Regions from separate parts of the Homo sapiens genome. Here region 2 is linked to region 1. Evidence: read pairs that join two places in POLR2A ChIA-PET (ENCODE). Cell type or tissue: GM12878. All regions are shown on one strand. Links, peaks and the distances in the headings refer to the core of each region. The heading gives the core; the rest is flanking DNA. Region 1 overlaps FNIP2 (folliculin interacting protein 2). Region 2 has its middle 14 kb from the start of SPMIP2.

Region 1 (2,918 bases), core at 174-2,673:
CTTGCTTTCTCTTCAATAAAGGCTATGATCTCCTGTAGGAAAATAGCAGAATCAAGTCTCCGAGTCCAGTTTTATGTCAGCCGTTTGATGGAAGCTCTGGGAGAATTCAGGTAAAGTGGCAAAGTTTGGCAAATCCAACAGGAGATGTTTATGAGCAGCCATGGATAAAGATAAACTGTGACTTGGAAGAATTGGGGGCCTGGCAGTTATTCCTCACTTTTGTGGTTCCGCCCTTCAAGATGGAAACAGAACAAATGAAGCAAAAAATTTAAATAATTTACCGCTGAGTAATCCTCACTATTGCTCAACCGACAGTCCCTGATAGGATTGTTTTTAACAGGATGAATGGGGAAAACTAATGTTCAGGTATCTCTCACCAGTCTATTCATTATCTTATGTCAGCCTCACAAAAGCCCTAAGCACTACTAACCCCATTTTACAGATGTGGAAACTTGAGTTCAGGGATGCTTATTCAAAGCACAGATGGAGAGGTTATGCATGTCGGGAAGACATACATTCCAGTTTGCCAGGACAGTCCTAGTTTACACCAAGTGTCCTCTGGAAACTGGTGTCTAGAGTCCTTGCTCCTAGTATCTGTGTGGAAAGGTAAATTGTGTTGGGTAGCAGGTGGGATCCTCTCTGATCATGCTGAGTTGGGATTGTTGCACCATTTAGAGCCACTTTCTTGATAGGGAATGGAATCCCACTCCAAAGCAGTCATGAGCGAATGAGTCAAACTGTTATTCCATAGAGGAAGGATAAAAAAAAAATTTATAATCCTTTGAATGTTAGAACACTTTTATGATGCTTAAAGTATATGCTGATGAACTCAGTAATGCTACCTGGAGCAAAATCGCAAGCCTTTTTTTTACTGTGGATTATGTGTTAAAGTACTCAAGTAACATGTTACTTATTATCTGGTGATTGCTAAGACTTAAGTCATATATTTGAGAATGACATAAAGTTGTGCTCTTTGATGGCAGTCTGATGATTAGTAAACCTTCCATAGTTTTTGGGAAAGCACTGGAGATTTGCCTGTTGCTCTGCTGTGGTCAGACTGGACGCTCACTGGCTTGCGCTTGAGAATCTGGGTCCCACTTTTTTTTTTTTTTTTTTTTTTAGACTGAGTCTCGCTCTGTCACCAGGATGGAGTGCAGTGGTGCGATCTCGGCTCGCTGCAACCTTCACCTCCTGGGTTCAAGCGATTCTCCTGCCTCAGCCTCCCGAGTAGCTGGGTTTACAGGCGCGCGCCACCATGCCCAGCTAATTTTTGTATTTTTAGTAGAGACGGGGTTTCACCATATTGGCCAGAATGTTCTCTATCTCTTGACCTTGTAATCCACCACCTTGGCCTCCCAAAGTGCTGGGATTACAGGTATGAGCCACCACGCCCGGCTGAGAATCTGGGTCCTACTTTAATGAGGTGTCTATTTTTCAAAGGTCAAGAAGCTGAAAGTGAGGCTTTCTAGTTCTGTACTTTCAGTTTCTGTAGAGTCTCTGTAGTAGCAACTGAACTTAGCCGTTGTCCCACAGAAGCAGCCATAGACAATAAATAAGTAAATAAATGAGCACGGCTGTGACCCAGTAAAACTTTTTATTTACAAAAAAAGGTGGCAGTCAGATTTGGCCCGTGGGCCATAGTGTGCAACCCCTGTTATGTGTGGAGCTTGAATCTTTTAAGGACTACATAGATTCAAGTTGTTTTCTCCTTTATTCTTTTACACCAAGATTATCCAAAATAGTATTTCTGACACTTTTGTGTTTCCCTCTCTTTCTGTTCTATAGAGGAACTATCTGGAACTTATATTCTGTTCCAAGGATAGCTGAACCTGTATGGCTTACTATGATGTCCGGCACTTTGGAAAAAAACCAGCTCTGCCAGCGCTTTCTCAAGGAGTTTACACTTCTGATAGAACAGATAAATAAAAACCAGTAAGCTTCAACTCTCTGGAGACTTGTATGCAAATCTCATGGCCAATGTGTGTACTGCATAGGATGTGCCTCTTTCTGTATTGACTAAGTTGGTTGTATCTTTTTCCATTTCTCCAAGGTTTTTTGCTGCCTTACTGACTGCGGTGTTAACCTACCACCTGGCCTGGGTCCCAACTGTCATGCCTGTGGATCACCCTCCCATCAAAGCCTTCTCAGAGAAACGTACCTCCCAGTCAGTGAACATGCTGGCCAAAACACATCCGTATAATCCTCTTTGGGCACAGCTGGGTTAGTACCTAATTTGACTATTCAGAGAATATATGGGATGGAATAGGAAAAAAATGCTAGAATTTGTAGTTTATACCGGCTCTCTCACCCAGTAATTCATAGGTTGTCTTTGGGCAGATGAGGAATAGGAAGTTGGTCCCTGGATTCTAATTGTAGACCCACGACCTTCCTCTCTTTTTTCCCCTACTGGCAGCTTTGTGCTACACTCTTAAAGCAGTATAAGCCAACTGTGTTCTCCCATTCCACAGTGGCTGTTCACCCTAGAGCAGGATTTCTTAACCTCAGCACTGTTGACCAGGTAATTCTTTGTTGGTTGAGTTGTTGTGGGGTGTGGGAAGAGCTCTCTTACGCATTAATGGATATTGAGTGGCATCCTTGGCCTCCATTTACTAGATGCCAGTAGAACTGCCCCTCCCACCTCCCGCCCCAAGTTGTAACAATCAAAAATATCCACAGAAAAGCACCTCATCCTGGAAAGCAGCATGCTATAATAACAATAATGAAAGCTGACACTGTGAGCCAAGCCCTGGTTTTACACATAGTCATTAGATTCTCATCCCTACCCTTATTACTCTCAGCCTCATTTTGTAACAATACAGATGTTGTCTTGTCCTTGTGCTCTTGGTCGTGAGATGTATAAATGAATACAAGCTCCCTCATGGTTAGGGGGTAAAAGGCGTGTTCTAAATCAATTAAAG
Region 2 (2,918 bases), core at 255-2,754, 190 kb after region 1:
CTGCCTTGTTCCATTGATTGATTAAATTTTTTTTTATCTCCTAGTGCTTATCATACATGCTTAGAAAACACAGGGTTTCCATCAGTCATCTATCTTGGTTGCTTTATCTGTTGAGTCATAGTCACATTGCCACAGATTCTTGGTAATCTGAAAAATACCAAGATGCTCTTAGATAACTGAAAACCCCAGCGAAGTAGTATTTCCTGCGCTGTACCAAACAAGCTCTGCAGAAAAGTAACTAGGCTGGAGCCAGTAGTTGACAGTGAGGTTGCCCAATCCCAGTTCTATGGAGAGCCCTGCCTCTGGGTCTACACAGCACAATGGAAGAAAGACAAAGAGAATGGCCTGCCCCACTACCTGCTCCTCAGTGGCCTGAGATTCTGTATAATCTGAAATAAATCTAAATGAATAAGAAGACGGGGTTTCAAATATGTGAACCATGATATGATAGCATGTAACAGAATGGCATGTAATAGAGAAAGCACAAAGAGGGAAAATAAAAGAGCTCCTGCTCCCAGTCTTTAGAGATGAGGATGCTTACCGCGTGCTGGTGTGCTTACCTTCCTTCAGAGATGATTGTTCATGCTTTTAGCGATGTTTTGCAGTCTGTAAAGGTACTGTTTTGCCTTTTTGCCTTTCTCTAGGCCACCTGAACTCGCTTAAGTAATCATACCTCCTCCAAAGCATGGTATTTGAGAACAGACCTGGCCTCTGTTTCAGAAGGACATAATTGACCGTTTTGTGTAAGCACAAAAGGGGGTGGGGTAGGAGAGCTTTCCCGAGCCTGTGCTATCTCCTGTTGAAGCCCATTTGTTAGCCTCGTAGGCAGGGCGCGCTGGAATGCCTGGCAAGTGCAAGTACAGTGAAATGCCGTCATTGTGCTGCTCTCACGGCGCATGTTTTCCCACGTACAACATTCAAAATGTTCAGTTCCCTGGAAAATGTTCTAAAGAAGTTGCACTGTATTAGGCTTTGTCTTCTCGTCTTTCACAAAGGCAGACAGCCCTCTGTTGAGAACAGCCTTTCCATAGGCATTTCTCTTGGCTCAGAGCCACATGGACGTAACCTAGAGCCACCGAGCCACAAGAAAATCTTGGACCAGAAGCAGGGGGAGGGGACGCTTTGCACGGTTTTTCCTCCCACATTCAATATACACAAGGATCCCGAATTGAAAATGCCTATCAGTTTGCAAAGGATGATATTGTCAAAGAAATTTGTTTACAATGATAACTAATAATTTTTTCTCTCCCCTTCCACTTTTTTTTTTTTTTTTTTTTTTTGAGAGAGTGTCCCTATGTTGCCCAGGTTGGACTCTAACTTCTAGGCTCAAGTGATCCTCCTGCCTCAGCCTCCAGACTTAGCTGGCATTACAGATATGCGACACCATCCTAGGCTTAATAATTATTATTTTTTAAAACCTGAGATAATTTACTAAATGATATAAAGTTAAAATTTTTTTTGAATCGGAGTATAAAACGTGGGCTTTTAGTTGACATAATGTAATTTGAATGACTTAAAATATAGATGTCAAATGTTAAGGTTATGTCAGGTGCATTTATTATATTTATTAAATATTACCAATTCTGATTTTCATAGAAAGAAAATAAAAGAATTCTCTATTGTAAATTGACAAAAAGATGGCAGGGATTTCTGAGAAAACACTGTCGAGAAAGATAAAGCAACGTCAGTTTGTGACATTTCAGTGGATTCTATCTTCAACACAGATTAGCTTATTATTTTTATTTAAGTAAACAAGAAGGTCCAGCTGGACCAAGTAAGCTCTCGTATTTTTCTGTTCTTTCGCTGCACACAAGTCTAAGAATTGTTAAGAATTGTTTTACTGGTTTCCTAAAAGCACCACAATAGCTTTGAAAATGGTTGAGAAGATGTAAGAAAATAGTCTGAAACATATAGATGAGATCAAGATTCGCAAAGATTGATTAAGGGATAGAATGCAAACCAAGTGATTTTTTTAAAAAATTCTTATTGATACATAATAGTAGTATATATTTTTGGGGTGCTTCTTTTGATATACGCAGACAACGTGTAATGATCAAATCAGGGCATTTAGGATATCCCTCACCTCAAACACTTGTCATTTCTTGGAAATATTCCAAAGCTTCTCTTCTAGCTATTTTGGCAAATCAAGTGATTTTAAATACAATCACTTGTTTGATTTCAGCTTAGGATTTTCCATCAACTTTTCTTAAAGGTATTTATTCTTTAGAATGTTCTGAATTTTTATGATTCGTTAAGAATATTGATCACCTGTTCTCAATTTTTTTATACAAGGTTAGAATCCACTTAAAATGAATTAAAACCCATATGATTTTTGTGTCTGTCTGGAAAATAGGGTTTGACTTCCACAGATGTCATAGAGAGCTCAAATATATACTGCATTACATCACTGATATTGTAGCTGTCACAGAAGAGAGAAAAAAATTTGGTACTGGAGATGTCTTGGTAGAAAATGAGCCTTAAAGCTTCTTGATAGATATAAGGCAATCTCTTGATAACATGTCAAGTAACTTAGACGTTACTTTTAAAAATGTGCATTGCTAAAAGGTGCCCGTTAGTGTCAACACATATTCTCTGGCCCTGGGCTGCTCTTTTTGACCCTGCAGGGGAAGCCATGAAAATAAAGTGAATGCTGGCATTAATCAAACCAGTCTTTATTTTGACAGCATTTGGAATTCATTCTTCTCACTGGGTGGTACTGCCACCACTGTATTTTTTTTTTTTTTTTTTTGAAATGTGCTTCCTGATAACTACTGTCAGGCTTGAGAAGTGGACAGGTGTGACTCCCTAACTTGAGGACAGGCCTGCTGTATTGAAAGGGAAAAGAATGGAAAGGGAGGTGTGATAGCATTTTTAATAAATATGTCTGCAATTCATGATAGTGTGAGTATAATATAAAA

Evidence for each region. ChIA-PET counts read pairs that join two places held together with the same protein. Peaks named below come from ENCODE experiments on the same cell type or tissue, not always from the same donor. Only the 100,000 strongest peaks of a DNase experiment are listed, where the experiment ranks them.
Region 2: POLR2A ChIA-PET joins it to region 1 with 9 read pairs; 3 of 35 experiments call an interaction of 5 or more read pairs at or near these places.

Annotation. Positions count from the first base shown.
Region 1 is chr4:158,859,557-158,862,474 of GRCh38, forward strand. FNIP2 (folliculin interacting protein 2) reads left to right here. Exons shown (of 17, transcript NM_020840.3): 10 at 22-110; 11 at 1,786-1,932; 12 at 2,051-2,220. Among named protein-coding and RNA genes, the nearest start is that of FNIP2, 92 kb to the left of the region's middle. In GM12878, for the core only: no CTCF peak of the experiment used is centred there; a DNase peak (open chromatin) is centred at 1,486; H3K27ac peaks cover 1,067 bases.
Region 2 is chr4:159,047,475-159,050,392 of GRCh38, forward strand. It overlaps a transcript of SPMIP2 not described here. Among named protein-coding and RNA genes, the nearest start is that of SPMIP2, 14 kb to the left of the region's middle. In GM12878, for the core only: no CTCF peak of the experiment used is centred there; no DNase peak of the experiment used is centred there.